2 separate regions of the Homo sapiens genome follow, and region 1 is linked to region 2. A link is an interaction called in ENCODE POLR2A ChIA-PET data of the cell type or tissue named here. Cell type or tissue: MCF 10A. All regions are shown on one strand. Links, peaks and the distances in the headings refer to the core of each region. The heading gives the core; the rest is flanking DNA. Region 1 holds the start of TRIM10 (tripartite motif containing 10). Region 2 holds the start of POLR1H (RNA polymerase I subunit H).

Region 1 (16,111 bases), core at 10,296-12,795, 94 kb before region 2:
TCTACAACCATCTGATCTTTGACAAACCTGACAAAAACAAGCAATGGGGAAAGGATTCCCTATTTAATAAATGGTGTTGGGAAAACTGGCTAGCCATATGCAGAAAACTGAAACTGGACCCCTTCCTTACACCTGAAATAAAAATTAACTCAAGATGGATTAAAGACTTAAACGTAAGACCTAAAACCATAAAAACCCTAGAAGAAAACCTAGGCAATACCATTCAGGACATAGGCATGGGCAAAGACTTCATGACTAGAACACCAAAAGCAATGGCAACAAAAGCCTAAATTGACAAATGGTATCTAATTAAATGAAAGAGCTTCTGCACAGCAAAAGAAACTATCATCAGAGTGAACAGGCAACCTACAGAATGGGAGAAACATTTTGCAATCTATCCATCTGACAAAGGGCTAATATCCAAAATCTACAAAGAACTTAAACAAATTTACAAGAAAAAAACAAACAGCCCCATCAAAAAGTAGGTGAAGGATATGAACAGACACTTCTCAAAAGAAGACATTTATGTGGCCAACAAACCTATGAAAAGAAGCTCATCATCACTGGTCATTAGAGAAATGCAAATCAAAACCACAATGAGATACCATCTCACACCAGTTAGAATGGTGATCATTAAAAAGTCAGGAAATAACAGATGCTGGAGATGATGTGGAGAAATAAGAATGCTTTTACAATGTTGGTGGGAGTGTAAATTAGTTCAACCGTTGTGGAAGACAGTGTGGCAACTCCTCAAGAATCTAGAATGAGAAATACCATTTGACCTGGCAATCCCATTACTGGGTATATACCCAGAGGATTATAAATTATCCTACTGTAAAGACACATGCACACATATGTTTATTGCAGCACTGTTCACAATAGCAAAGACTTGGAACCAACCCAAATGTCCATCAATGATAGACTGGATAAAGAAAATATGGCACATATATGCCATGGAATACTATGCAGGCATAAAAAAGATGTGTTCATGTCCTTTGCAGGGATATGGATGAAGCTGGAAACCATCATTCTCAGCAAACTAACACAGGAACAGAAAACCAAACACCACATGTTCTTACTCATAAGTGGGAGGTGAACAATGAGAACACATGGACACAGGGAGGGGAACATCACACATCGGGGCCTGTCAGGGCTTGGGGGACTAGGGGAGGGATAGCATTAGGAGAAATACCTAATGTAGATGATGGATTGATGGGTGCAGCAAACCACCATGGCACGTATATACCTATGTAACAAACCTGCACGTTCTGCATATGTATCCCAGAACATGTATAATAAAAAAAAAAAGAAAAGGACTTAGTGCCCCTGAATTGTATACTTAAAAACAGAGAGAGAGGTGGGAGGAAGGGAGAAGAGTATTCTAGGAGGAAGAGACTATGTGCAAAAAGTATTGGAAGCAGGAATGAATAAGACAACTCAGGAAAAAACAGCAAGTGCAGCTCAGTCTGGCCAGACACGTGGTGCCTTGAGGAGGGAGGCTGAGCGATGAGGCCGGACAGGGAGGAAGGATCCCGACTGCAAAGGGCCTTGAATGTCTTGCTAAAGACCTTGGACTTTCTTTGGGCACTAGGTATACATGGGAGGATTTTGTGCAGATGAGTGACTTTGTGTTTTAGGAGGATCTGTCTCCCAGCAGATTGGAAGGTGACTGGAAAGGGTGAGAATGGAGACAGGAAATGCCATGGAGACTGCAAAGTCTGCGCAAGAGATAGGGAGAACCTGGCTGTGAGGATAAGGCAGAATTAAAGATTTGGGAGATGTTTCTAAGGTAACCACTTCCAGACCTGGTGACTGGATGACAAGAGAGAGATCTGAGAGGCTGACAGGAAAGTGCCCCAAGGCCAGATGGGGAATTCTCACAATTCTGGACTACTGCCACCCTCCCTTTCTCAAGAAGAAGAGCAGTGCTAGCAGGTTCCCCTTCCCAGCTCCTCCCTCCCCTCTGCGCCCTGGCAGTCAGGGCCCTATAAACCCCATTTCCAGTCTGGATCCTGGGAGAACAAGTTTACCCTGCCCATAATCTGCAGAAGATCCCACTCGGCATTGGAGCTTTCTTTCCATAGTGAGTGAAGCCAAGGCTACAGTTCTTTGCACTCCACCTCTGTGGGGTCCTCTGAGAGCTGGAGCTGAAGTTCCCCCCAGACCAGGAACTACCACACATCCAAGTGGAGCCCTATCTGCCTTCAGTCTGGGAATGCCTCGAAAGTCCCTGTAACCTTAGGGTTCCCTGATGTGGAAGCCTTTCATCCAGATCCCCGCCCGATTTCCTCCCCTCATAACAGGACATCATCCTGCCCCAAACAGGCCCTAGGTAAAGCTACACTTCTTACCCGGTAGGGCTGAATGGCCTCGTCCAGGAACCCCACGGTGTGCGCCTGGTGCGTGGGACCCTCCCTGCAGAACACACAGAGGAACTCGGCATCGTTCTCGCAGAAGAAGTAGATCTTCTCGCCGTGCTCCTCGCAGTAAGTTTCTCCCAGCGGGCCCAGGGGCACAGGGGCCATGGGAGTCTCTGCCTGCTCCTCCTCTTGGCAGAGCGGGCAGAGCAGGATCTTGCCCGAGGATTGGGCCCCCATCTGGGAGAGCGCGGGGAGGCAGAGCCGGCAGAAGGTGTGTCCACAGGGAATGGTCACCGCATCCTCCAGCGGCCCCGCACAGAGGGTACAGGCAGGCAGCTCATGGACCACCTTCAGGGACGGGGTTGCGGGCATCACGGTGCCTTCCCCAGCCCGTCCACTCCGGTCTCCTCAGCCCACGCGAGTTCCCTTTCCCTGAAATCGAGTCACACTTACATGAATCGCAGAGGGAAACGGCTGCAAGGCTAAGAGACAGAGAGAGAGAAAGAGAGAGAGAGGCAAGAATGCCAGCACAGGGAAGCCACCTGGCTCCGCCTCTTGTGTTCCCTAGAACCCTGGCCACCACCTATCAGCGGAGTGGGTCCAAATTCCAGGGCGTCTCGAATTACCCAGAATTTCCCAGTGGCGGCCAAGTAAGCCAGTTCTTTACTCCTGGCTCCTTCTGGTCCCTAGGGTGGAGAACAGAGCACACCATGAGGTCACAGGGGGATGGGTTTCCTGGAATCTGTAGACCACAGTGGCTGGGGAGAACTGGGGAGCAGAAGCTTCCTGTCAGATTGAGCAGGTGGGAGCCATAAACTTCTGGCTCTGAGGCGTGCCCACAGCATCAAAGTCCAGGCTGGAGTGAGAGGTGTGGACTTCGGGAGATTCTGCCGGAAGTGTGTGGGCGGGACGCTGTTTCGACACTGCAGGTAGGGTGTAAGGATTGCTCATCGGGTCCCCTCTTCTGCTCTCCTTTCCTCCCTCACCACATCTGCCCATGGTGGCCCCTCCTACGGTCCCAAATCCCCCACCACCTGGCACAACAGTCCCCTTTGGGGTTCGGGTAACACTGGACTATTTTATTTATTTATTTATTTATTTATTTATTTATTTATTTATTTATTTTTACTGTAGCGGGGAGAAGGCAAGAAACCATAATGCAAATGATTTATGTTGATACACATTAGAAAACGATTAGTCAGATAATCAGTTTCAACCACATTTATCTAGGGTTTAGTATTTTTATATTACTACATTCAATTTTAATAACCCTCTAGGCAAACATTATTACCTTCATTTTACAGAGAAAGAAATGTAAACTGACTTTCCAAATGTAAAGTGACTTTCCAAAGGTCACAAAGCTAGAAAGTATCACGTTAAGGACGATCCCAGTCTCCTGGCTTAAAGCCCTACGCTCCTCCCACACCTCATGCCAAGACCAAGATCTGCAGCCACGGTCCTTCACCCATGCACACATCTGTGGATAAAACCAGGCCTTCCCCCATTCTCCCACTGGGTGATCAGCCTAGCCCCTTGTGGTTGCTCCCTTTTTACTCTAATCACTTTATTACCTCCCCTTCCCATCCAATCTCTGCTCTTCCTGCCACGAGTGCAGCCCAGGAACTAGTTTGTCCAATACAGGAGCCACCAGCCACATGTGTCTACTGAGCACTGAAATGTGGCCGGTCTGAATGGCGGCATGCTGTATATGTAAAATACATACCGGATTTCTTTTTTTTCTTTTTCTTTTTCTCTTTTTTCTTTTCTTTTTTTTTTTTTTTGAAATGGAGTCTCGCTCTGTCTCCCGGGATGGAGTGCAGTAGCGCGATCTTGGCTCACTGCAAGCTCCTCCTCCCGGGTTCACACCATTCTCCTGCCTCAGCCTCCCGAGTAGCTGGGACTACAGGCGCCGGCCAGCACGCCAGGCTAATTTTTTTGTATTTTTAGTAGAGACGGGGTTTCACCGTGTTAACCAGGATGGTCTAGATTTCCTGACCTCGTGATCCGCCCGCCTAGGCCTCCCAAAGTGCTGGGATTACAGGCGTGAGCCACCGCGCCCGGCCAACACACCGGATTTCAAAGGCTTTTCACAAATTTAAAAATGTAAAATATCTTATTAATGACTTTTTATATGGATCACATATTGAAATGATAATATTTTGGAAATATAGGACTAAATAAAATAACATCATTAAAATTACTTTCACCTGTTTAGACTATTTTTATATGGCCACTAGGAAATTTTAAATTGCATATGTGGCTCACTTTGCGTTTATGTTGAATAGCATTGCTCGGAAGACAGATCTGACAGCAAATTATTTATGGTCACTCACCTTCTTACTTGTGTGCCTAGGGCAAGCTGAATAACCTGGCTGGGCCTCAGCTTTCTCATTTATGAAATGGAGATCCTAATAGCACTGATGTTGCAGAGCAGACACAGAAATAAGATCATACTTTTAAATTGCTTGTATCAATGTAAGTTGTACCGTCATTGTAAATAAATTCTGGCCAAATTGCTTGTATCAATGTAAGTTGTACCGTCATTGTAAATAAATTCTGGCCGTTAGTAGTTTTCTTTCTCCTCCCCATCATAGGGAATATTCCAGCCTCTTTTGAGGCCTGCAGCAGGCCAGTTGAGGCATCACCATTGAAGTTGCTGGTGCAGTGTACACCCTGGCACAAGGACCTTATCTGAGCCCCCACACTCTCCTGCTTGCTGATGGGCAAGCCCTGGGCTGGCTGATACCTCCAATCTCTTTGGAGACAGCTGGCCATATGGCAGAAAGGCTGGAATGGCATCTCCACTCTGTGACCCAGTCTCCCACTTGCCCCCAAAAGAATATTTCTTCTGACAGTGGACAGCTGACATATCACCACTTTCCTTCTACTGTGAGTGTCTCTGGATGGGCAGAAAGGAATGGCCAGCCCCTGGTTATGGTCATCTAAGGTCACCTCTGAAATGCTGTGAGCCCCTCTTCCTTCCTCTCCTCTGCTATTTCCCATCTCTGCTGTTGGCAGGAGAATAGAACCCTGGCTGCCAGAGATGCAAGTGTGTGACGATATGGGTGCTGGTGCATATTTAGTATGTGCCTGTGTCCAGCCATGTGCATGTGTGGGTGTGTGAGTGTGTGACCCAGCCCTTCCCCCGTGGCCAAGCAGAGAGAGTGGCCTTGAGGAAGCCATAGCAGCAGGACCAGCATGGCCTCTGCTGCCTCTGTGACCAGCCTGGCAGATGAAGTCAACTGCCCCATCTGTCAGGGTACCCTGAGGGAGCCGGTCACTATCGACTGCGGCCACAACTTCTGCCGGGCCTGCCTTACCCGCTACTGTGAGATACCAGGCCCAGACCTGGAGGAGTCCCCTACTTGCCCACTCTGCAAAGAACCCTTCCGTCCTGGGAGCTTCCGGCCCAACTGGCAGCTGGCTAACGTGGTGGAGAACATTGAGCGCCTCCAGCTGGTGTCCACACTGGGTTTGGGAGAGGAGGATGTCTGCCAAGAGCACGGAGAGAAGATCTACTTCTTCTGTGAGGATGATGAGATGCAGTTGTGCGTGGTGTGCCGGGAGGCTGGGGAGCACGCTACCCACACCATGCGCTTCCTGGAGGATGCAGCGGCTCCCTATAGGGTAGGAAAGGGGAACTGGGGGATCCCAGGGTGGACTGGACTGGACTAAGAGAAACAGCAGAGTTGTGGATTATTTAGGCCACCCGGAGGCCAAATTCTTTCTCCTTACTTACATGATCACCCAGGCAATAGACCCAGGCATGGAAAATTGTGTTTATGTTTTATGTTTTTTTGAGTGTGTTCTGTGTTCACTTGTGGCCAACAGATAACGGGAGTTCAACAAGTACTTGTTGAATGAATGAGTGACCAAACATGAGTGTGTGTGTCTGTGCCATGGATCAGGTGTGTCTGAAGTTTGCATTTGAGGGAATGATTGTACAAACAGTGTGTATATGTGTTAATGTTTGCATGTTTAGAAGTGTGTCTGGTGTGTTTGGATGGGAGTCTGAGTATGTATATATTTGAGTGTGTAAGTGTAACTGAGAGCTCCTGTTTGTGAATAAATTCGTGTTTACATATATTCAGGCTGGGTAAATGTATGTGGCATGCCATTTTATCTGTCATTAAATGAATGTGTGCTGGTTTTAGTTGTTTATGCATTGTGCTTATGAATTATGTTTTAGTACAAGTCTGTGTGTGGATGTCTTAATTAGTTAATTAGCAGTTGATAGTGAGAATTCTAATATATCTTTGAACACACATATTTATCGTGTGTGTACCTGTTCCTAACTCTATTCTGGAGCAAATAATTTTGAAAACAATTTATCAATTATTTTTACATTACCCAAGTTTCTTCTCCCCTCTGGAGTCATACACAGATAATTGATTTCAGTAACAAGGGAGGGTTGTTATTTACACATGTTCCTTTGGGATGAGTCGGAAACTCAGAATGATTTCAGTGCGGGGCATATCAAACTCAGTACAGACCCCAGATACCACTTACCCGAAGCAAAACACAATAGAATGTTAAACCTGAAGAAAGACTCAAGTGGGAAAACCAAGTCACAGCCTCTAATGGCACAGGATAAAGGGGGAAAGTCCTGATCCAAAGTCTTAGAGACAAATCAAGAGGAAGAAGACCCAAAGGGAGTAAGCTGTCAGGGTGGTGAAGGCTCGGGGATTGTCAGCTAAGGAAGGGACTCCTCTCCTGGGGCCATTTCATTCCTGGAGGCAGAGGGTCAGATGACCAGACAAACCTGAACAAATCATTTTCCATCTTGAGTATTTTATGTTCCTTCTCCCCAGGAACAAATCCATAAGTGTCTTAAATGTCTAAGAAAAGAGAGAGAGGAGATTCAAGAAATCCAGTCAAGAGAAAATAAAAGGATGCAAGTCCTCCTGGTAAGTCATCACCCCTTCCCCAGGTTCCTCCCCTTCCTCAGGGTCCAGTGTCTTCCTGAAACTGAGGCAACATAGATTATAGGGCTTTGAAGTTATTATGAGTTTAAATCCTGACTCTGACACTAACTCTATGACCTCAAGCAACTCTCCAACTTCAGTTTACTTATCTGTAAAATGGAGAGTAAAAATCATCATGACCTCATTGAATTACTGTAAGCATTAAATGAGATTGTGACTGTAAAGTAGCTCAGGGCTGTGCACATAATGTGCTTTTCATACAAGACAGGAGGTAGGGTGTCCCCACCACCTCCTCCTACACCTCCTGTAAGCCCTACCCCTTTTAGAAGCTGCAGCAGATGGTGCTGAGACAACACTGTGAGTCTTGCTTCTCGAAATGGGATGACAAGTGAAAAGGAAACCATGACACAGTTCCAGATCTACCTGGGGACAGGGGAGGAAGAGGAGCAGAGGGAGAAGGAGGAAGCAAACTTTCTCTTGGGCTTGCCTCCTGCCCCCTCAGACTCAGGTGTCCACCAAGAGACAACAGGTGATTTCTGAGTTCGCACACCTGAGGAAGTTTCTAGAGGAACAGCAGAGCATCCTCTTAGCACAATTGGAGAGCCAGGATGGGGACATCTTGAGGCAACGGGATGAATTTGATTTGCTGGTTGCTGGGGAGATCTGCCGGTTTAGTGCTCTTATTGAAGAACTGGAGGAGAAGAATGAGAGGCCAGCAAGGGAGCTCCTGACGGTGAGGCCTGAACCGGAACCCTGCCCCACCTGTGCTGTCCTGTGACTCTTGCATCTTTGTCTTGCCTAAGCCATGTCTCCCTGACTCACACATCTCTGTATCCCAGATGGGAGGTGGGTCAGAGGACCAGAAAGTCTCAATTCTAGTTCATGCTTTTCCAAGAGTTCCCTGGTCACTTTTTGCTCTCTGGTCTCCACCTCTCCGTCCCACCATCTGCCAAATAGGGAAGATACTTTCCTTAAATATTTCACAGGGCTTTTGTGAGGATCCAACAGTAAGATGGAAGTGAAAGTAGCACTTTGAAAAAGTATTAAGTAAGTTGCAAACCATTCTCTATAACCTAAATGTCACCAACCACCAGTCAGGAAGTTTGTCCTGGTCTATTTCACTTCCTCACACTGGAGGAGAGGTATTGGGGTCCCCACAAAGTATTGGAAAGGCAGCATGACTTAGAATGATGCTCTTAGGACTGAGAAACAGGAGACCTTGGTATGAGACTTACTTTGCCTCCAGTGAGCAGGGGAAGGTCACTTCACCATCTTTATCTAAAAAATAAAGGCTTTGGGCTCTGATCCACAGAGATGGGTGAGTCCTAATGCTCTGTGACTCTATGCATCTGGTATCCTTTTCCTGTCCAGGGCTAGAAATATATTTTGTCTTTTCCAGTCATAAGAAAAGTGGGAGGAGCCTGGGCAACATAACAAAACCCCATCTCTACAAAAAAAAAAAAAAAAAAAAAAAGAAAATTAGCCAGGCATGGTGACAAACACCTGTAGTCCCAGCTACTCAAGATGCTGAGGTAGGAGGATCCCTTGAGCCCAGGAGGTTGAGTATGCAGTGAGCCATGATCACGCCACTGTATTCCAGCCTGGGCACCAGAGTGAGACCCTTTCTCAAACAAACAAACAAGCAAATAAAAAATAAATAAAATAAAAGTAGAAAAAGAAAGGAAAGAAAAATGGAAAGGAGAAGCTGGAAACTGAATTTCTGGTATCTCTTTCTCCTAGGACATCAGAAGCACTCTAATAAGGTAAGCAATATAGTTTCTCTCTTTTCTTTTTCCATATAAATATACATACATGTACTGCATGCCTAGTTATTGCCACACAGGTATATAACATTCTCACTTAAGGATACAAATTTACATATAAACCTCTATATACCCAAATGCCTTCTCAGGTATATCCATAGATGCCCAAAAATGGGCAGTGGGATTCATCCTAGAGGAAGTACGTCTGCCTGCAGGAACTAGCGCCATCATGCCCTATTAGAAGATGACCAGCTGAGTCTGGAGACATTATTAAGGATGATAATTCCCAGACCCAGCCATTTCTGTGCCCCTAGATGTGAAACCAGAAAGTGCCGGAAACCGGTGGCTGTGTCGCCAGAGCTGGGCCAGAGGATTCGGGACTTTCCCCAGCAGGCCCTCCCGCTGCAGAGGGAGATGAAGATGTTTCTGGGTAAGAGAACCCCAGGCCTCCACAGAGCGCAGGTGGCCATGAAGCCTGGGTTTAGGAGTGGCCTCCACGCTCCACTGCTGAAAGGTGTGACTTTGGCAAGCCTTATTCCTTCCTGTGCCTTGATTTCCTTATTTGCAGATTTTTATAAAATCTGCCTATTAGGATATTGTGACAATGAAGAAAGAGAATAAAGGTGAATATTTCTGGTGAAAAAGTTAAACTGATTTTAAAATAATTCAACAAATCTGATTAGTGGTCATTAAGCAATATGAAAGATAATGATTAACAATATATCATTCTTAATAAGTTAAAAAATCCCACAGCAACATTTGTAATATGTGATAAGTTTTTGATGATGAACATTGTTAATTAATAGCCAACAACAGTATTTATCTTGACCCTGTGGTATCTGGCTCGTCCCTCCTTCCTTCTCACTTTCTTTCTGTTAGTCTGGCTCAGAGTTAGACGGTCCTACGGGGACTGTGCTCCACTTCCTTTTCCGGAACAGGGAGTGGTGGTAGGGTGTGGGGGAGGGTTTGGATGAGAGTCAGGAATGGGACATGGCTCTCTGCCAACCACCTCCTCACTAACCATGACAGAATGAATGATGACACCAATTTTGAAATGACCCACCCACAGTTATGTCACCCTAGAAGGACTTTTCCCATAATTCCATTTCCTGCAAATACTTCCAGTGACCTGTCAGTGAAGGAAATTTCACTCTAATCAAAGGCTGACCTTTGACTCTCCCCAAAATTATTTCCAAGTGGAATAATAAATAAATGAACCCATTTCTCTATTCACTAAGCAGATATTTCTTGAGCATTTACTATGTCCTGGGCTCTGCGGGTACAGAGGTGAGCAAGGCAGTCATGGTCCCTGTTTGATCAGGGCTAGGGCAGTGGGGCTCCCACCAGCAGCAGCAGCTGCATTGCCCAGGAAATTGTTAGAAATACAGATGTTCAGCTCCACCCCAGAGCACCTGAATCTGAAACAGATGTGTTTTAACAAGAGCTCCAGATGATTCTGATGCAAGCTTGGAACCACTGGTCTAGAGGATTCCAGCTTACATTCTTCTTCTTGTCCCTTCCCTCTTCTTGGCCTCAGTTTTCTCATCATTAAGTGTCTGATGGTTTTGTAAGACTAATAAAATCTCATCCTGGTTTATTTTCTTTACAGAAAAACTATGCTTTGAGTTGGACTATGAGCCAGGTAAGGAGCCTATGTCAGGATGGGAGAGAATGAGAAGTCCTCGGAAAGGAGAGAAAATTTTGCAGGATTTGCACTATGACTATGTTATGACTATGACAATAGTCATAACAAACACCCATGGATACATATACACATCATATATATTATATATACACATATGTGTGTGTATATAATACATGTGTGTATATATAGGTTGTGTGTGTGTGTGTGTCACATTGTTTGTAAGGCTCTCAGGAGAAACATGAAGAAAGGACAAGCACATACACATACTACATTCGTGGTATGAAGCTCACATCCTGATCTGCGCATGTCGAGTAGATAGAAAGATTAATGCAGAATGGGATAAAGTCCATCTGGGAATGCTTTCTGGATAAAGGGGACTTTGATCTGGGTTTATAATCACCTCTTTAGAACGTAAGGAACCCCTGCTTCCTCTCAGATGTCATTTCACAGATGACAGAAGGAGGGCGGCCTGTGGGTGGGAAAAAAATGAACAGAATGGACCCCTTCAAGGCTGTCATTTCTCAATCAACCAGCCTAAGACCCTGGGAGTCACGGAGTTGTTGGAGGGGGTTCTCTAACCCACAGATGGACCTAAATTTATGGAAGCTTCTCAATTTATGAATACTAAAAGTAACAAAACGCAAGGCTCTGCAGCAGTTTTTGGTGGTAAAAAGTGGTCCTCAGACTCTGACAGTTTCAGAATTACTGAGGCAGAGTGAATAACCCAGGGGTGAGCCAGAGAGCCTGCCAGGAGGGAAGACTGTAAATGAGTCACCAGTGCCCTGGGAGGAAAACAGGGAGGAATCATGAAGTTTGGACTGAAGGGAGAAATGTCGCTGCACTGTGGGATAGAGATGGGAGGAGGGGAGAATGTGGTATATCAGCCCCAGGAGATCCAAGCTGGCACGCACAGCTTTGGAAACCAGCCAACTTGCGGTGAGCAGAAGAGCTTTCCCGAGGACCACACTGAACTAAACGAGAGCTTTCACATCCTCTGAGGCAGGCTTTTCAGGCTTTACCTGTGTGCAAATCACCTGGGCATCTTGTTAGGATGCAGATTCTGAGAGCGTATATCTAACAAGTTCCCAGGTGGTTCCACACTGTTGGCCCACGTAGGCACTATACATGTTTTTGGTAATAATAACACTAACAGGAGGGGCCCAGGGGGAGTTTCTATGCCTTCCTTGGAGGTAATAGCATGTCTGCTGACATCTGTCCCTTTTGGTTATCCCCACAGCTCACATTTCTCTAGACCCTCAGACTTCCCACCCCAAGCTCCTCTTGTCCGAGGACCACCAGCGAGCTCAGTTCTCCTACAAATGGCAGAACTCACCAGACAACCCCCAACGTTTTGACCGGGCCACCTGTGTTCTGGCCCACACTGGCATCACAGGGGGGAGACACACGTGGGTGGTGAGTATAGACCTGGCCCATGGGGGCAGCTGCACCGTGGGCGTGGTGAGCGAGGATGTGCAGCGGAAGGGGGAGCTTCGGCTGCGGCCAGAGGAGGGGGTGTGGGCTGTGAGGCTGGCTTGGGGCTTCGTCTCGGCTCTGGGCTCCTTCCCCACACGGCTGACCCTGAAGGAGCAGCCCCGGCAGGTGAGGGTGTCTCTTGACTATGAGGTGGGCTGGGTGACCTTCACCAACGCTGTCACCCGAGAGCCCATCTACACCTTCACTGCCTCCTTCACTAGGAAGGTCATTCCCTTCTTTGGGCTCTGGGGCCGAGGGTCCAGTTTCTCCCTGAGCTCCTGAGAAGGAGCAGTTACCTACTCTCCTCTAAGTACAGGACTCATATCAACCCAAGTACCATGTGGACTTGATCCCTGGCTGAATCACCTGGATGACTTGGAATAGAAATGACTGCTTTAGAAGATGGGATGGGGCCGGGTGGTAAGGGATAGAAGAGAGGACTCTCAATCTACTGATCAAGTCCTTTCCCCAATGCCCAGTGGATGGCCAGGGTACCTGGGGACTCAGGCTGCTGCCAGTTCTGCTCACCACCATCCGTGCTTGGCACAGAAGTAGCTGCATAGAAAGGGCACTGGATTTGAAGTCAGAAGACCTGGGTTCTTGAACCAGCCTGTCAACCAGTTGTATGACTTTAAACAAGGCATCTCACCTCTTTTCATCTTGTTTTCTTCCAATAATGTTAGAGTTCATGTAATCACATTCTCTAGAACCATTTAGTTTGTGTTAACTATGAACCAAGCAGTGTGGTGGCCACTGGTGACTTGAAAATATAGAGAAAAAAAAAACCTGCTCTATATCTGAAAGAGCTCTTGGGAAGACAGAGAAACATAAAGAGGAAATTACAGCACAGTGTGGTGGGTGTTACGGGAAGTCCAACCCCAGCATTATGGGAGTTCAGGGGAAGGGGCATAGCCCAGCCTGGAAGGAGAGGGTGAGTGGGGGATGGCTTTCTGAAAAGGGTGGTCTAAAGGATGCCTATGGTCAATAGGGAAAAGAGGGGAAGAAGCATCTTAAGAAGAGGAAACAGCAGAGAACTGGCTGGATGACCTGTGACTCTGGAGCACTGGGTTGTCTCCATTGTCATTATGGGCAGATGTGTGCCATCCCCAGCCGACGCCACTCACTGCCTCCTTCCTCCTGGTGTTGCCACTTCTGGGTGAGATTAAGGTGCAGGGCCTGGGGGCAGGAGGACATAAGGTATAGCCATAAATCATAACCCAGGGACCACACTCAACCCTAGGGAAATTGTCTTCCTGATCAGTTGATTACCATCTGAGGTCAAGAAATGAGATAGTGGGAGCAAATGGGTCACAAATAGCTCAGCTGTGGGCTCAGAAACTGCTAGGTAAAAGAATTCCAGAAGGAGGCCAGGGCATAAGTTGGATGACCTATGAACTTTAGTCTAAAGAATTGAGACTACCGTAATTGAGACTACTGTAGTGACATCTGAGAAATGGGATGGAAGAGTGACCATGTTTTATTTTCTTGTTCTTGTCACTATTGTATTTTATTTTGCATAATCATGCCCTTCACTGACAGTCTCCTTAACATCATCTGTTTACTCTGCTCAGTGTAAACTACAATGCTCTGTCATCTCCCTACTGGGTCTCCTGGGAGGAGGGGAGCCATCCAGGGTGCAAACTCAAAGGCAGAGGGCACAGCGTGCTTAGGCCCAAGCTTAGAATTCAATTGAGAAGTTCTGTTGTTCATCCTTACCTCAGCAGGTAGAAAAGAGGTGGAGATCAGAAGCCAGGGATTAGAGATTGAATTGCTTTCCCTGGGAGTGTGCAGTATCTCATTAAAATGTTGTATATTCAAAAAAATACAGACACACACAAGTGCCTATATAATGATAAAACATATCCAAAGCACCCAAACCTGTGATTCCAGAAAAGTAGATCCTATTTTTGTTTATTTTTATTGGCTTTAGCTGTGTCTTTTGAAAGGACTATTATCCTCTAAAATGTATGTGTATGAAGATCCTGGCTTGCAGCTCGGGAGCTTTACACACCTTGTGTCACTTTATCTTGGTAACGAGCCAAGATCATGCAACCAGTTCATCCATGTCTGACCCAAGAGCTCTTAACTGCTATGCTGCACTGCCTCATTCAGAGATAGATGCCTGCATGGGTCCTGGCGATTATTTTAATGCTGGCTACACCCCCACAGGTGACTTGGATTCAGAAATACAATTTATATTTCTTCTTTTTAAATTGTTTTATTTTATTTTTCTTTTAATAGTTATATGTCAGTGAGAACAATTTATATGTCTTACACTGAGAAATAAAACTGCTCATAAGTGAAAACACTCATGTTGGTCTGTCAGTACCTGCTTCTCCCCTAGGGTAATTTTACTTGAAGTTTACTTGCTTTCGGAGTATGGAGTCAGCACAGGGGAAGTGGATAGATCCTAAAACCTGGTAACTTCAAGATAAGGCAGCTTAATGAACCTCCTTGCTCTGCTGGCCGGAAGTGGGACTCTGGGTTCCCTCCCCAGGAAGTGCTCAAGTCTAGAGGCCCCAGAGTCCCAGCTACCCTTTCCGACTCTGAAGGACTGTTGCACATTTGTAACATCCACAGTTTACACCTCATTTTTCAAAGCTTACATGGTAGCAACCCTTTCTATTGCAAAGAACTGAGACCCACTCAAGTTAGTTCAAATGATAGGTAAGTTTATTATAAAAGCAGAAATAAGGAAAATGCGATTTTCCACCATGAGCCAGGCCCCGTGAGAAGCTATGTCAGGCGTGAGCGAGTTGGTGGGGTCACCACTCGTTCCTGTAGGAAGAACTAGAGATTCCAAAAATGCTGATAACAATCACACACATAGAACTTATTTTGGCCAAACACCATAATAAATATTTGTATATATTAACTCATTTAATCCTCACAACAACCTCAGGAGGTAGGTGCCCATCTTGTACATAAGAGAACTGAGACATGTGGAGGCCGAGCAGCTGGTCTCAAATCAGCTGATAGTAAGTCGCAGAGCCAGCATTTGAAGTCTTGTGGTTTGGCTCCCGAGTCTGTGCTCATGACCATTATGCAGTGGTATGTTGTATGCCCAGGACCTACCGGTAAGAAGTGGGCTCGAAGTCCAAAGAAGCGTGAAGACTGGATATTCCTGCGGCCTCTCAGCAGCATGGGTCATGGACACCTGTTCCAATACATCGTGGCTGCACATGCATCTCTGATTCTCTCTGTGTCTGCTCTTCTTGCCAACTAATGACACATTCATCATGGATCCCTTCTGAATCTCCGAGAGGACCTGATGGTTTCAGTTAATTACTATTGTCCCTCTTTGATAAGGTCTTCCTTGACAGGTGACCTCATAGACTTGTTTGGCCAATTATCTGCTGTTCAGACTCCCACCCCTGGCCTGATCATCTGTGGTGACGTCAGAAGGGACCAAGGGGGGCCTGGAAGGCATCTTCAGTATAACTGAATTCTCTCCTGAGGAGAGACCCTGGGGGCTGTCAGTCTCCTCCTACTCCTAGTACAAGTTCTCTTGGTGACATTAACTCCATCTGGGATGCAGAAATTGCTAGCTGTCACTTTCAGGGGTGTTCTTTCCTTGGCTAATGTCTTGCTCTTAGATTTGGGATCTTATGTTTCTCTGAGATCTGCAGCTTCTTGCCAAATAACTATACCTTTTTTCTGAACATCTGCACTAGGCTCTTTCTCCTCCCCTCTCCTTCCAGCCCCCAACTCTCTGTCCCAGTCCTTCTTGTGCAAACGATCCAGACTGGCTTTCATTAAACACCACTTCTCCCTTCATTCCTGACTCAGAAACCTCACTATGTCTTGGTGTCATCCATTTAGCCTGTTGACTTCTCGTCTTCCCCATTCCTGAACATTCCAGCCTAACCAGGTTGGTTTCCTCACACTCCTACAAAGGTACCGTGGCTTTTTCCTACCTCTATGCTTTCATTCATGTGGTTATTG
Region 2 (12,893 bases), core at 7,001-9,500:
GCCACGTACACAGTGTGTATGACCACAGCCCTCTTCTTCCTCCTCATCACTTTCCGTGGAGCTCTCGCCAAAGGCCCGAGGTTTCTCATAAATACAGCAGCCTAGATTTAGAGGGAGGAGCCCAGTTAAAGAGGAGGAAGGGTAAGATATATAGTCAGTTCCATTCCCACTCAAACTCAGTGAAAATTCCTATTTTCTCCTACCTTCCAGGATCCAGCTTCCCCAGGCCCACCCTCTGGGACTCAGGCCCCACCCCTCTTGTCCTCTTAGAGAGCCACGAATTCAAAGCCCCACTTCTCCCACCTCTGACACTTCTTGCTGTCAGACCTAGGCAATTCCAGTTCTAGCCCTTCCCTACCTCTTTCCCTGATACCACAGCACCACCAAAAAAGTGACAGAACTATGAACATCTGGGGGCTTCTGGAAAGCCAGTGGATATGAGTAGATACAAGATATGCTGAAGGGAGCCAGAACTCCAGGGCTACTGCGGGCCAACAATTACTCACATTTGGATGAGCGGCGGCCCATGTGTTCATTGTCCACAGTGTCACTTGTCCATTCTACCTTTTTCTCTGGCTTCCGTTTCCGAAGTTTGATGGTAAGGCTCCGGTTCTCCTAGAAGGTTAAGGATGAGCATACCTATCTAGTCCCCTCTTACTAACCTTTCCCACTCCCTCCCAGGGAACCTCCTCTCTTTTCTTCTTTAGCTCAATCAGTACCATAGGCATAGCACCAGAGGAGCTGACAGAAGATAAAACAGAACAGGTCTTTTACCTCAGATAGTCCCTTGAGGAATAAGTATTATTTCCTGTTCTTATACCACCAGTATAAGAGAAGACACAATTCCTAACCTAGGAAAGGTCCCAGCAACTCTTCAAAGGAAAATATAATCCTTGCTGTTTCTCCGTCTTCCTCCCCAAATCATCCTTGGTAGTATTAATACATGAAAATTATTTTTCAGTCCCCAGCACCTAATCTTTGATCTCCCTTCCTTTTTCCAGATCCCCTATTCTTTTTCTCTTAAAAAAACAAACAAAACCTCTCTCATTCTCAAGCTCCAGCCCTCCCTACCTCTTATCCACCTATTCTCTGGCATCCTGGCATCTCTAGTAGCAAGTATTACTAATCTATTAATTACTAAACTTCCTTTAATCCAAGAGTATTAAGCCCAATGCAACCTTCTCCCTTTGAAGGCAACTTAACATGTTTTTGGATAAATACTTCTTGTTTCTCCATTTACATCTTTGCTCTCTGATTTCTCAAAATACCTCTTTTCATCTCCTTTTCTTGTTTCCTCATTCCTGCCACTTCCTTTTACATTCATCCATTCAATAAATATTTATTCGAATATCAATATTGATAATATTGATAAGTTGGCCTCCAACCATGCTTTCTTACACTACCTTTGATTTCCTCCCAACATCTTCCTGGCTCCTTAATCCTCAATTTCCCTTTCGTTTATTACTTACACACATAACCACCCCAAGCAGCAACACCTATATCCTAACTGTACCTCCCTATTACAAGTTCCTTGACCTGCCTCCTGCACCATCTCTGCCACTCCAAATAGCTCCAATACCTTCCGATTCTCCCAGCCCTAGATATTCAACCCCACACCTCCCATATCCCTAGGCCTAGCTCCTCCAACAACTCTTCTAATCCCTGTCCCCTCCCTCCCAGTATCTCCCAGACCCCTAAACAGCACCGCCCCCCCGCCTTTCTCACGGGCTCGGTTGTCACGGTAACCGTTGTCTCAGTGACGGTCTCGCTCAGCCCAGCCCCTGCCTCGGCCATGGCTAAGGCTCAGGACAGGGAGGAGAGGAGGAAGGGGGATGAGACACCCTTCCCTTTTTCTGTCGCTGAGGTCTAAGAGAAGCGGTATCGGATTCAGAGTGGTAGCCAGGATCCTCCACCTTCTTTATTCCCCCTCCTCCTGGGCCTCCGCTTCTCCACCCCTGGGGATAACCTGGCTAACCCCACTTCCGGCTCGCCGCTTCCGGGTGTGACGCATACTGCAGTCCCCCTTTTTCCCTTCCACGGCACCAAATGCGTCAAAGCGCAGGCGTCGCTGGATTAGTTCCGCCGTAACGTGACAGCGCGCAGGCGCTGAAAGAAAGAGAAACAAATTTGGCGGAAGGGGTGTCACTGCGGGTGTGGGTGGAGGAGGGAGAGTCTGGGGCAGCACGCGTACTCACAGCCTAGAGGAAGCAGGAGGGGCGCCCAGATGGGTATTGCCGGGCCAGACGCTGCAGAGTGGGTGTGGCGAGGGCGGAGTTGTGTGCACCAAGCTGAGTCCTGCTGCAGATTTCCGTTTGCCTTGTCTGGGTAGGTGGACCGGCGAGGAAGCTTAAGGAGCAATAGTAATGACCCTACCGTGGCCTATTTCCCTTTCCTTGTTTGGTCTGGGTTTCTCTAAAGAAAACGGGAAGTGGGAGCAGTTGGAAACACACTTAAGAGTCAAGCGATGTGGTTCTACCCCTCGCCCTGTGCCTGTAGGTGTTTGAGCAGTTCAGTTTAGTGCACGTTCAACGTCAGTTTTTTTCAGTCACTGTGCTACGCCTTGAAGATGGAGGCGCGTAAGACGCTCAGACCCTGCCTTTTAGCTCTAGTAGGAAAGACAGGCATGCTGAAAACTAACAAAAATATGAAACACTGGGGCATTAACAAATGCCATGTCTGATTTGTAAATCTGAATGTAGTTACATACTGCCAACATATTCGTTCTCTCTGGGGTGATGAGTAGGATGAAGCAGAGAAATGGTCGTAAATTACAGTATAGGCTATTTTATAAAAATATATGCACGTTTCTTAGAGAGCAAAAGAAAGTGGTAAAACAAGAACCAGGAAGGCCGACAAGTAGGTTTTTTTAGAAGAGCAGCTTAAAAAGTTGTAGATGTGTGCACTACAGGAAATGGAGTTTTGTACCGCTTGGATCTGAGGGAGTGCCAGATGAAGCTTGACAGGTAGGCAGTGGTTATATGGAAGAACCTGTATGCTTTGCTAAGAAATTAAGCTTAATCCAATCACTGTTATGGGCCAGAGAAAGGCTTAAAGTAGGGTAGAAACATGAACAGGTTTGTTTCAGATTTCAGGAGTGGGTCAGGAAAGTCAACTGCCAGAACAGTTCAAACGTACAGTGGGGAAGACTGCCCTGCCCATTCTCCAGGTTGCTGTGGGGGTCAAACAAGATAGCTATGTTTGAGAGCTCTGAATATATATAAAGGGCCACACAATTATATGATAATTATTACAGTAACCCCTTGATCACTATTTGAGCCAAGGAATGCGGGACCTGAGTATGCATTTGTTCCCCTTGAAAGTTTTTAGTTCAAACAGAAAAAAGCAAGATATAGTTCAGCATGTCTAGTCCATTAAAAAAACCAAACACATATATAGCAACACACATATACAGAGCCACATACATATACACAAGCACAGATATACAGTATAATTTGGTTATCTCTGTGGAGTAGGATTCCTTGTGACTTTACTTTTTTCTTTCTTTCTATGTAAGAATCTATTATAATAGATATACAATTCATCCTTGAACAACATGGGGGTAAGGGGTGCTGACCCTCTGAACAGCCAAAAATCCATATATAACTTTTGACTCCCCCAAAACTTTACTGTTGACCAGATGCCTTACCAATAACATAAACCGTTGATTAACACATATTTTGTATATGTATTATATACTTATAATACATATAATCTTACAATCAAGTAAGCTAGAGAAAACATTATTAAGAAAATCATAAGGAAAAGAAAATATATTTACTATTCATTAAGTAGAAGTGGATCACATTTTCATGTTGAGTAGGCTCAGGAGGAGGAAAAGGAGGGCTTAAATGTGCTGCTATCTTATGGGTCTCAGAAGTAGAAGAAAATCCACATATATGTAGACTCAAGCAGTTCAAACCTGTGTTGTTCAAGGGTCAACTGTGTATTGTATTTATCTCAATACTAATAAAATACTCACCTATAGTGATCACTTAGTGGCATTACTTAGTATCAGATTTTTTGTTGTCCAAATTTATATGCTAAAGAGATCTGGTTAAAATTTCTGTTAAATGTCTCACTATCCAAATTCCTAGTTTTTCTTAACCTAAACTCAGGAACCAAATAGATTTAAATAGTATGGCAATACTTACAATTGCTTTTTGTTTATATTAGCCTCATTCCTGACTCTACTTTTTTGTCCTAATTTTTCCCCCTTTTCTTTTTCATATAAATATATCTCTGGAAACTCATTTAAATTCCTTTTGGAATAAGACAGATTATAAGTAACATACATATGTCAGGGTCTTATAGAAAAATATAACTTTAATAAGGAAATTCAACTAAGGGTAGGAGTACTCCAGGAACAATGGTAATCCCCACATGATGATCTGATTCTCTTCTGGGAGCAAAACATTGCAACCAGACAGGATGGACAAGGCATCTAAAAACCCAGTATCCTTCACCTTCCGAAAGGAGGGAGGGACTGTAGAGTTGCCCAGGAAAAAGGTCAAGAGTCTTCCTTCTCCTGGAACCTATGAGGAAAGAAAGGACTTGTTATATTCACCAAAAGATGAGTTTCTAGTAGTATAAGATAAGATATGCAATCAAATAATCAAGGAAGGACTTTTATTTATGACATCATTGAGGACTGGCTCCCCTAAACAAACTTCCAATTCTAATTCCAAGACAACTAAAAATTCTGGGATTAAAAATATATCCAATGAGTTATAACCTCAAAGCAAAGATTTCTTAGGACACAGAAAGCACTAGCTGTAAAAGAAAAAAAAAAGGATAAGCTGAACCTTATAAAAACTTAAAACTTCTGCTCATTTAAAGAGGGTTAAGAAAATAGGCAAGCCACACGCTGGGAAAAAAAATCTTCTTTTTATTTAAAAAAAATTTTTTTTTTTTTGGTAAAATGACAACCAGTGATAGGAAAAAAATACTTTTAAAAGATATATCTGACTATGAATATTTTTAATCCTTTGATGAGATGGCAAGAAAGTAAAGGCAATCTGCACACTGGTTAAAAGTTCTGTAAAACCAGAAATCCAGACAGGGAAGTTAAAACTAATGTCCCTATGAAACGTGACAGTGACACTATGGTGCCCTTTATACTGTTTTGACAGTCACTGGAAGCATAGGAAATGAGGGACAAAATGTATAAGGTCTGATAGGAGATCCCGTGCATAAATTTGGGAACTGCAAAAGGCTGCCCTTTCTTGTAAAAGTGAACAAGAAAAGAAAAAATTCAACTCTATAGAAGGGGAATTTGACTGTCTCAGTAGGTAGAAAGAGAGAAAACTCTCTCCTGAGAATTTCTAACTGTAAGCTAGCCCTTACATGGATTTGCAGCTCAAATTCATACTATCTGTCTGCTCCAAAAAACATGAAGCCAAGAATTTATTTAAAGTAATTCCAGCTTGATAGTGCTTCAAGGCACCTAGAAAAGAAACACAAATGCTGAGAATACAGCACTCGCCCAAGGCCTCAAAGAATTCCTACAGTTCAAGTTCTAAAAAACTCGAATTTATAGTCAAAAATCACAAAACAAAGAAAAAAAGCACTATGAGAGAGACAGCAGAAACAAAAGACAGCAGCATCAGACACACAAAATCCGCAGATATCAGAATTATAAGACATAGAATATAATAACCATATTTAATATTTTAAATATATATTTAAAGAATAATAAAAGGAACAATTTAAAATATGATTAAAGAACTGATAATTATTTAAAAATTAAGGAGATTTGAAAAGTAATTAAATAGAACTCAAAATAATAACAATAGTAAAAAATAATAATACTTGAAATAAACTGAAGACAGAATTAGTGACATGGAAGAGGGACCTGAAGAAATTACTCAGAAGGTGGCATAAAGAGAACAGCAATTGAAAATATGAAAAGAAGGTGAGAGAAATGGAGGACAGAAGAGAGAAACCTCTTTCTAGTAACTAATTCGAGGTCCAGAATGTGAGGACTGAGAACATGGGGGAAAGAGAATATTAAAAGAGATGATGGCTGATAATTTTCCAAGGTTGATGAAAAAAAAGTCCACTCTCAGTTTCAGAAAGTCCAACAAATCCCAAACAGAATAAAAGAAAATCGTATTTTGATATACTATAGTGACTGCAGAACACCAAAGACAAAAATGAGGTCTTAAAAGCATTCAGAAAGCCCATGTTCTCTAAGTCATGTGTGACTAATTCTCTCCAAAGAAAGCTACCTTGACTGCGGTTGAAGACTGCAGTATAAGATGCTGACCACTAAACAATACCTGCTTCTTATGTTGTTTTTTTTTTCTTCATTTCCTTTTAAATATCCTAAAAGTAGGTCAGGCGGGGTGGCTCATGCCTGTAATCCCAGCACTTTGGGATGCTGAGGTGGGTGGATCACTTGAGCTCAGAAGTTCAAGACCAGCCTGGGAAACATAGAGAAACCCCATCTCTACTAAAAATACAAAAAAAAAAAAAAAAAAAAAAAAAAAAAGCCAGGCGTGGTGGCATGTGTCTGTGGTCCCAGCTACTTTGGAGGCTGAGGTGGGAGGATTACCTGAGCCCAGGAGGCGGAGGTTGCAGTGAGCCAAGATTGCCTCGCTGCACTCCAGGCTAGGTGACAGAGCGACACCCTGTCAAAAAAAAAAAAAAAAAAAAAAAAAAATCCTAAAAGGTTTATTTCACTGGTTATAAAAAGGTTTAAAAAAGTGTAACTTAAAAAAATAAAAAACAACTACAAATCTCCCTATTACCAGAACTGCACAGAAATAAGGGATGGGACCAAGGGAAACGGCCATTTCGTACAAAAAAATAAATCACTGGATTTGTTTAGTTAGCAAACAGACTGAGCAGAGGGAGGGGAAAGAATACTCACTTGCAGTTGGTACAGGTGTAGAAGACAGTTTGCCCTTCATCGGCTGAACGCATCTGTCTGGTGTGGTATGCCATTCCTTCATGACCACATCGAGGGCAGCGCCTGTCAACCTGGGAAGAAACTGGTGGGTTAGGGAGGCCTGGTCATATCCCCTTACTTCCCACAGGAATCAGGCGATCACGCCTCTCAAACGTCGATGGTTTACATCTCTTTTCCCTCTTGGAATTGGGCACAAAACTCTCCAGAGCTTTGCAATCACTCCTCCATTTCTTTCCTACCCACCTTATGGAGCCAGTTCTTGATCTCATTAGCTTACCACAGGTCCCTGGCACTCAGGCCCTTCCTCCACCGACATAGGCATGGCTGTCCCCAGTTGGTGGAACACAACCGAAGTCTTCACAACCTTCCCCTCAAAGTCTGCACAGGCAAGTAAGAACTGGTTATGGAGACAACCAGAGAGAGCTGACACCGGAAACCTCCCCTTTCCCCTGGCTGGTTAGGCCAGGAGGCCCTACATCCTTTCCCTCAGTTTTCATCGCTAGACCAAATGTACAACCGCCTGATGTCCTGCTCTAGGATCCCCTCCTCAACCCAACCGATCTTGAGTTCCCCAAGCTTCCGACCCTGCGCCCTCCGCCAGGACCCCTGCGTACAAGCCTCTCACCCCGAACGTTGATGTTGAAGCCACAGCGAATACAGGTGACCGTATCCTGAGCCCCGGGCAGAGGCAGGACCGAGCCGCAATCTGAACAGAAATCCAGGTCCGACTGAAAGCTGGAGCAAGTATTGGCGAGGTCCATGACAGACATGCGGTCGGGTCTGAGGAGGGAGTTGGAAGTTTATTAACAAAAGAGAGAAGAGTTCCTGTCCCAGAGGTCGTAACTATTCTGTCCCAGGACCTAGGAGTATATAACCCGAACCCTCCTGCCACGCACGCCTCCTGCCTCTGCGACCAAGGAGCCGAAACGCCCGGAATTCCCAGACAGCGTCGGGTACTAAAGGACTTGGAACCCTTTCCAGGGGCCGGTGAGAGGAGTTAACCAACTCCGTGGGCTAGAGCGCCAGCTCTGCGCCCGCGGCGGGGCAGCGAGATAGAGCCGGCTAGAGCGTCAGGCTTTCGCGTTGACGATTGGCTGTGACGTCATAATTAATTGCGAACCGTGTCTCGGGAGCGTTAGAGATGGAGACTAACGTCTTCCAAGGGAGATTGCGTCTCCACTTTCACCCTGGTACTGAGAGGTTGAGCACAAAATTGGTAACCAATGCTGCGCTTCCAGCAAATTTTCCCACCAGCACCCAATCCTGGGATATTTATTCTCTTTGTCTCACATCCTACAGGAACGCAGTCGCGGGGTATATCCCCCTGAAAACCGTACGTTGCCAAATAATGATTTCTTTGGATTAGAGAACTACAACTCCCCTGGGTCCTGAGCCGGTATTTCCCTTTTGCGGCTGCACCGTAGTTAAAAACAAAGCTAAGTGTTCTGGGACGTATAGTTCTAGCGTTCCTTGGGTCCCGCTGGCGAGCGTGGGCTTTCTGCAGCTCGCAACCGGCCTCGTGCTTTGCGGACGGTTCACTGCGCTTGGAAAGGGGTGAGTCGGCTTTTTGAGGGACAGCAAGTGGTGAGAGTGAAGGCCCGAGGAATGCTTAGTCCCACGGGACGAAAGGAAGCAGGGATGAAGTGGTACACTTGAGAAGGGGTTCAGGACTTTGGAGGTGGTGGAACAGAGGAGCTTGGGGCTTCCTCTCCTTCGACTCCTGCCAGATAAGTGAGGCTAGCAGTAGTCAAGAAAGCTCATTAAGTAGGATTTCATAAGACTTAGGTCGAGTTTGGCTTTTAGTTGTGCCTGCCGCCTATCGAACTCTTAATTCATTATGTCATCCGTTAAGTGGACAGCTGACATTTCCCTGATCTTTTATAAAACATGAGAATAAGTATCTTTGGGAAATCTTTCTATTTTCATTAATCTGTAACTTATATTCCAAGTAGAAACTTTCCCTGAAGGGGCAGCTTGTAGTTGTTTACTAGTTTCCTGCTAGCCCTCCCACCACCATCCACTCTGATAGCTGTGCTAAGTTCATTCATATAAAAGTTCTGGAGCCATCACTGTTTTCTCCTATGAAGGACACAAGCTGTAGTCTTTTCGCTGGGAGAGGCTCCCATCTGCCTTTCTCTGTAATAATGGAGAGAACGCCATAGTGAAAGGGTTAAAACTCAGCAAACTGCTGAAGAGTGACAAGCCCTATCATTTAACTGTGAAATTGCTTGTTATTCTGTCTTACAAAGGGAGACGTGTTGTTGAGCTGATTGTCGTAGACAGTTTTTATTCTCACTTATCTGTGTGTCTCCTTTGAAAATGGAACTTGAAATTCTACCCTCCTCAGTTTTCTGTTTTTAATTTGAAAAACAGCCAACATCCCCTGTGAATTGCAGTAAAGGAACAAAGCATTAAAAGGCATATCCTTTTCCCAACAAAAGCTCACAGTCTAATCAGTAAAGATTTATTGAGCAACTATGCCAGGTTTTGAGCTGAGGCTGAGCCTGCAAAGTTGAAATCTGTGTTCTCTGACCTCAAGGAACATGAATGAATAATTAGAATATAATAAAACTGTGCTAGTAGGTACAAAATGTGAGAGCCCAGAACATGCATATAAAGGAAACATATCTGTAAACTTCAAGGAAGACTGGGAAATGGCTTAATAAAAATAGATACAATGTTATGGCAGATATTTAAAAAAGATGCTCAGATATTATGTGTCAAGGATCATCAGCAATCAGCAAATCATTAATTTTGAGAACTTGGGATCACAGACTCTAATGTTAAGTATTGTGCTAGAAGCCATGTACAGAGAAGTAAAAGTAAGATGATCATACGTTTACAATCTCAAAATAAGCTTACGTAGACAAATAAGAATGTTCCTAAGAGGTCAGTGAGACCAAATATTTGATATCAGATCCTTTCCAACAATATAGAGGCATCATATTTGTAGATATAAATTACAGTTTTCATTCCTTATGAGCCTAAATTTCAGCATCAAAATGTTAAAAGTGATATGTGAATACAGATATCACAGTGTAAACCACGATTAATTTTCAAATGAGTTGTAGAATTAAAATATGTCAAGTATTTAGAGGAAGGGAAGATCACTGACAGAGTAGACTGGAAAGACTTTATAATCAGGAGCTTGACCTGTGAAGGACAGATAGATAGAATTTATTGAGAACTTACCAAGCTCTTTACATCTAATTCATATTTGTTCTTTATAACCCTGAGAGGCAGATTTTTGTCTTACATCTCCATTTTATAGATGAGAAAGCTGACAGAAGTTACTTGCCCTGAGTCACACACCTAGGAAGTGGTAGAATTAGATTTCAGATCTAGCTCTGTCAGACTGTAAAGACCATCCTTTGAACTCTAAATGGTATAAAAGACATACAGAGGAAATGCCAGGCATCCTCAGTGGCTTAAATACGACATCACAGTAAACTCAGGCTAGACCAGGGATGACACATAAAAGATGATAGTTTTCATTTGTGTTGCCATCAGCCTCCTCTATAAATAAACCCAGAGTAACCACAAATTGCCATCCTGAGGGGTTCAACAGGGAATAGTCTCATAATGGATTTAGAGTGAAGGATGATTGGCATTGTTAGTCAGGCAAGCAGAGGGCTGAGCAGTCAAATAACAGAATTTCAGAACAAAAGATTAGAGGGCAGAAATGCTGTATGTGCTGATAGAGTCAGAGAGGGCCCGGATCAAGAAACTGCAGGAAGAGAAAACTAGAAACCTAGAATCGTCTAGAAAACTAGAACCTACAATCGTCTCAGAACACAAAGGAGGCTTGAGGACTGAGCAGACTGACATAGATGTACTTGGACAACACCTCACCAAGGAGCATGTCTCTTCCCACTCACAATCCCCAATACGAGATTCACAGTGGTTCACGCTGAGTCCACAGGAAAAGTATGCTTGTTCATATGAAAGGAAAGATCCTCTTATTAAAAGAGCATTCATTATTTTCTACCATAGGAATGCAGTGGTTTCCCATGGGGGAAATGGCCCTGCTGTAGTCCTCCCTATTAGCAGATTTGTTCTGACACCTCCTACATTTGAATCTACCTTGCCTTTTTTATCTTCCAGATTGGCCTGGGGTACATCATCTAAAGATCCTAGGATTGCTGCAGGTCAGCAGTCTCCACTGGAAAAAAAGATCTTGGTAAGTAAATTATCTTCACATCATACAGTTTGGAACTACACAGAGAAGGAATCTTAGGTTTAAAATCCTTCTGCCCAAGTGACACATTCAGGTAGTATGTCTACACTGGCAAATGTTACCCAGCTATATCCACAGTTGCAAAACAAAGTATCATTTTTGGAAACTTCCAACACCATACATTTTTAAACCTAGTTACTGATTTGTGGTGGTGAGTACTTAATACTTTCAGAGCTCCCAGGCTCACCTGGGAGTGATGGGAATAAAATAACAACTAAGCTAAAGTAAAGAGCATGTAGCTTTTCCTGGTGTCATTAGGGAGGGTGGGCTTGGCTCCTGTTTAAATGTGTTCAAAGGAAAAAGATGATCACATTATAAATTTCTGACTTCACTTTGACAGAATCTAGGTGGTGTGCATACAACAGCAGCAAGACAGTTGATAATGCAGAAATATCAGGAGGAGTGTGAAATACTCTGTAGGGAGCAAGCTGTTTCTCTTGACTACTGGCTTGCCAAAGCAGAGTCTTATTATAATAAAATAATAGTGGAAATGATGAAAGAAGAGACAGGCAATGAAATCTAGAAAAAAATGGAGGAGAAAACAACCCAGAGCGTAGAAGGACTAAAACAGTACTGTTTGGTACCTGAGAGAGAGATGAAACACATAGAAAGGCACATACATCAAACAGGAAAGGCTGGAGAATTTAAGAACAAACCATTTAGACAAGTACTACAACCCCCCAATGAAACAAAATTACCAAAAATTATGCCAGAAGGGCATGGCATCCAGAACGCACAGAGAAGAAAGCAGGTAAATGAGAGGGAACAGATGCAGACTAAGGATCACCAGGAACGCATGATTCGAGGGAGAGAACTTGCAGAACAAAGACTCAAGGAGAGAATCTTGAGAAGAAGCCAGAGCCAGCTACTTACATATGAGAAGCATGAGAGAGTAAAAGAGATAAAGGAGTTTGAAAGAGTTATTGCGTATCTTCTTTTCCAACCATGCAGTAGAAGTCGGATTAAAGTGAGTATTCTTATGGATAAGTCTCAGAATGGAGAGAAGGTGAATACAATTGTGAAACCATATCAAAGAAAATTCTTGGCAATGCCACCCTTTTTAAGAAGTCAAATAGGAAAAATAAGAGATTAAAGTTTCAATGCTGTTATGATAAAATCATATCTCTTAAGTGAACCCTTTTTTTTTTCAAATGCTCGTTCTCTCCAGGGTTCAGTGAATATTCCCATTTGTATCAGATACAGATAGATAGTTCTGCACTTGAAAATTAGCTTAACTTTTTTAGTTGACTTGCATTTGTTCAAGTTGCATATCCTTTCTAGTGTTCAGTGTCCTCATCTTTAAAATGGCAATAATATTTGATGGCATTTATGGAAGGACTGTTTTTTTTGTGAAGTGTAGGTATGTATTAGTTGTTTCATAAATGTTAGTTTCCCCACTTGGAAAGACCGGGGTTGGGCAATGGTGGTGAATAAAGAATTGTTCTAATCTTCTTCTCTTATTCTCCCTGTTCCCAGCCCTCCAAGGTTATTTTGATGAGATTGCTATAGTTTAGTATATGGTCTTTAATATCATACCTTCATCAGATAACTACTAGCCAGCCCCTAAAAGTGTAACTTGCTCTGTACAATTTATTTGAATGAGAAACTTAATTTTGAGAGCCTCCTACATGCTAGGCATTATGTTAGTTACTGAAGGTGAATAAAGAGAAGTCTCTGCCCTTGAATAATTTTCAACTAATGGCATAGATCACTCTATAAACAGATAATGTAGTAAATAAAGGTTAC

Evidence for each region. ChIA-PET counts read pairs that join two places held together with the same protein. Peaks named below come from ENCODE experiments on the same cell type or tissue, not always from the same donor. Only the 100,000 strongest peaks of a DNase experiment are listed, where the experiment ranks them.
Region 1: POLR2A ChIA-PET joins it to region 2 with 17 read pairs; 3 of 35 experiments call an interaction of 5 or more read pairs at or near these places.

The regions. Positions count from the first base shown.
Region 1 is chr6:30,150,306-30,166,416 of GRCh38, reverse strand. TRIM10 (tripartite motif containing 10) reads left to right here and starts at 5,206. Exons shown (of 7, transcript NM_006778.4): 1 at 5,206-5,987; 2 at 7,172-7,267; 3 at 7,788-8,018; 4 at 9,026-9,048; 5 at 9,363-9,478; 6 at 10,658-10,690; 7 at 11,931-14,474. The coding sequence starts at 5,559. The coding sequence ends at 12,448. TRIM15 (tripartite motif containing 15) reads right to left here and starts at 2,871. Exons shown (of 7, transcript NM_033229.3): 1 at 2,352-2,871. The coding sequence starts at 2,732. In MCF 10A, for the core only: no CTCF peak of the experiment used is centred there; a DNase peak (open chromatin) is centred at 11,516.
Region 2 is chr6:30,056,312-30,069,204 of GRCh38, reverse strand. It overlaps POLR1H (RNA polymerase I subunit H), which reads right to left and starts at 7,940. Exons shown (of 4, transcript NM_170783.4): 1 at 7,536-7,940; 2 at 7,188-7,288; 3 at 6,872-6,981; 4 at 4,298-4,532. The coding sequence starts at 7,680. The coding sequence ends at 4,508. It overlaps PPP1R11 (protein phosphatase 1 regulatory inhibitor subunit 11), which reads right to left and starts at 2,007. Exons shown (of 3, transcript NM_021959.3): 1 at 1,726-2,007; 2 at 507-615; 3 at 1-101. The coding sequence starts at 1,794. It also overlaps the pseudogene POLR1HASP. RefSeq lists enhancers at 7,181-8,046, 8,047-8,913. In MCF 10A, for the core only: no CTCF peak of the experiment used is centred there; a DNase peak (open chromatin) is centred at 7,974.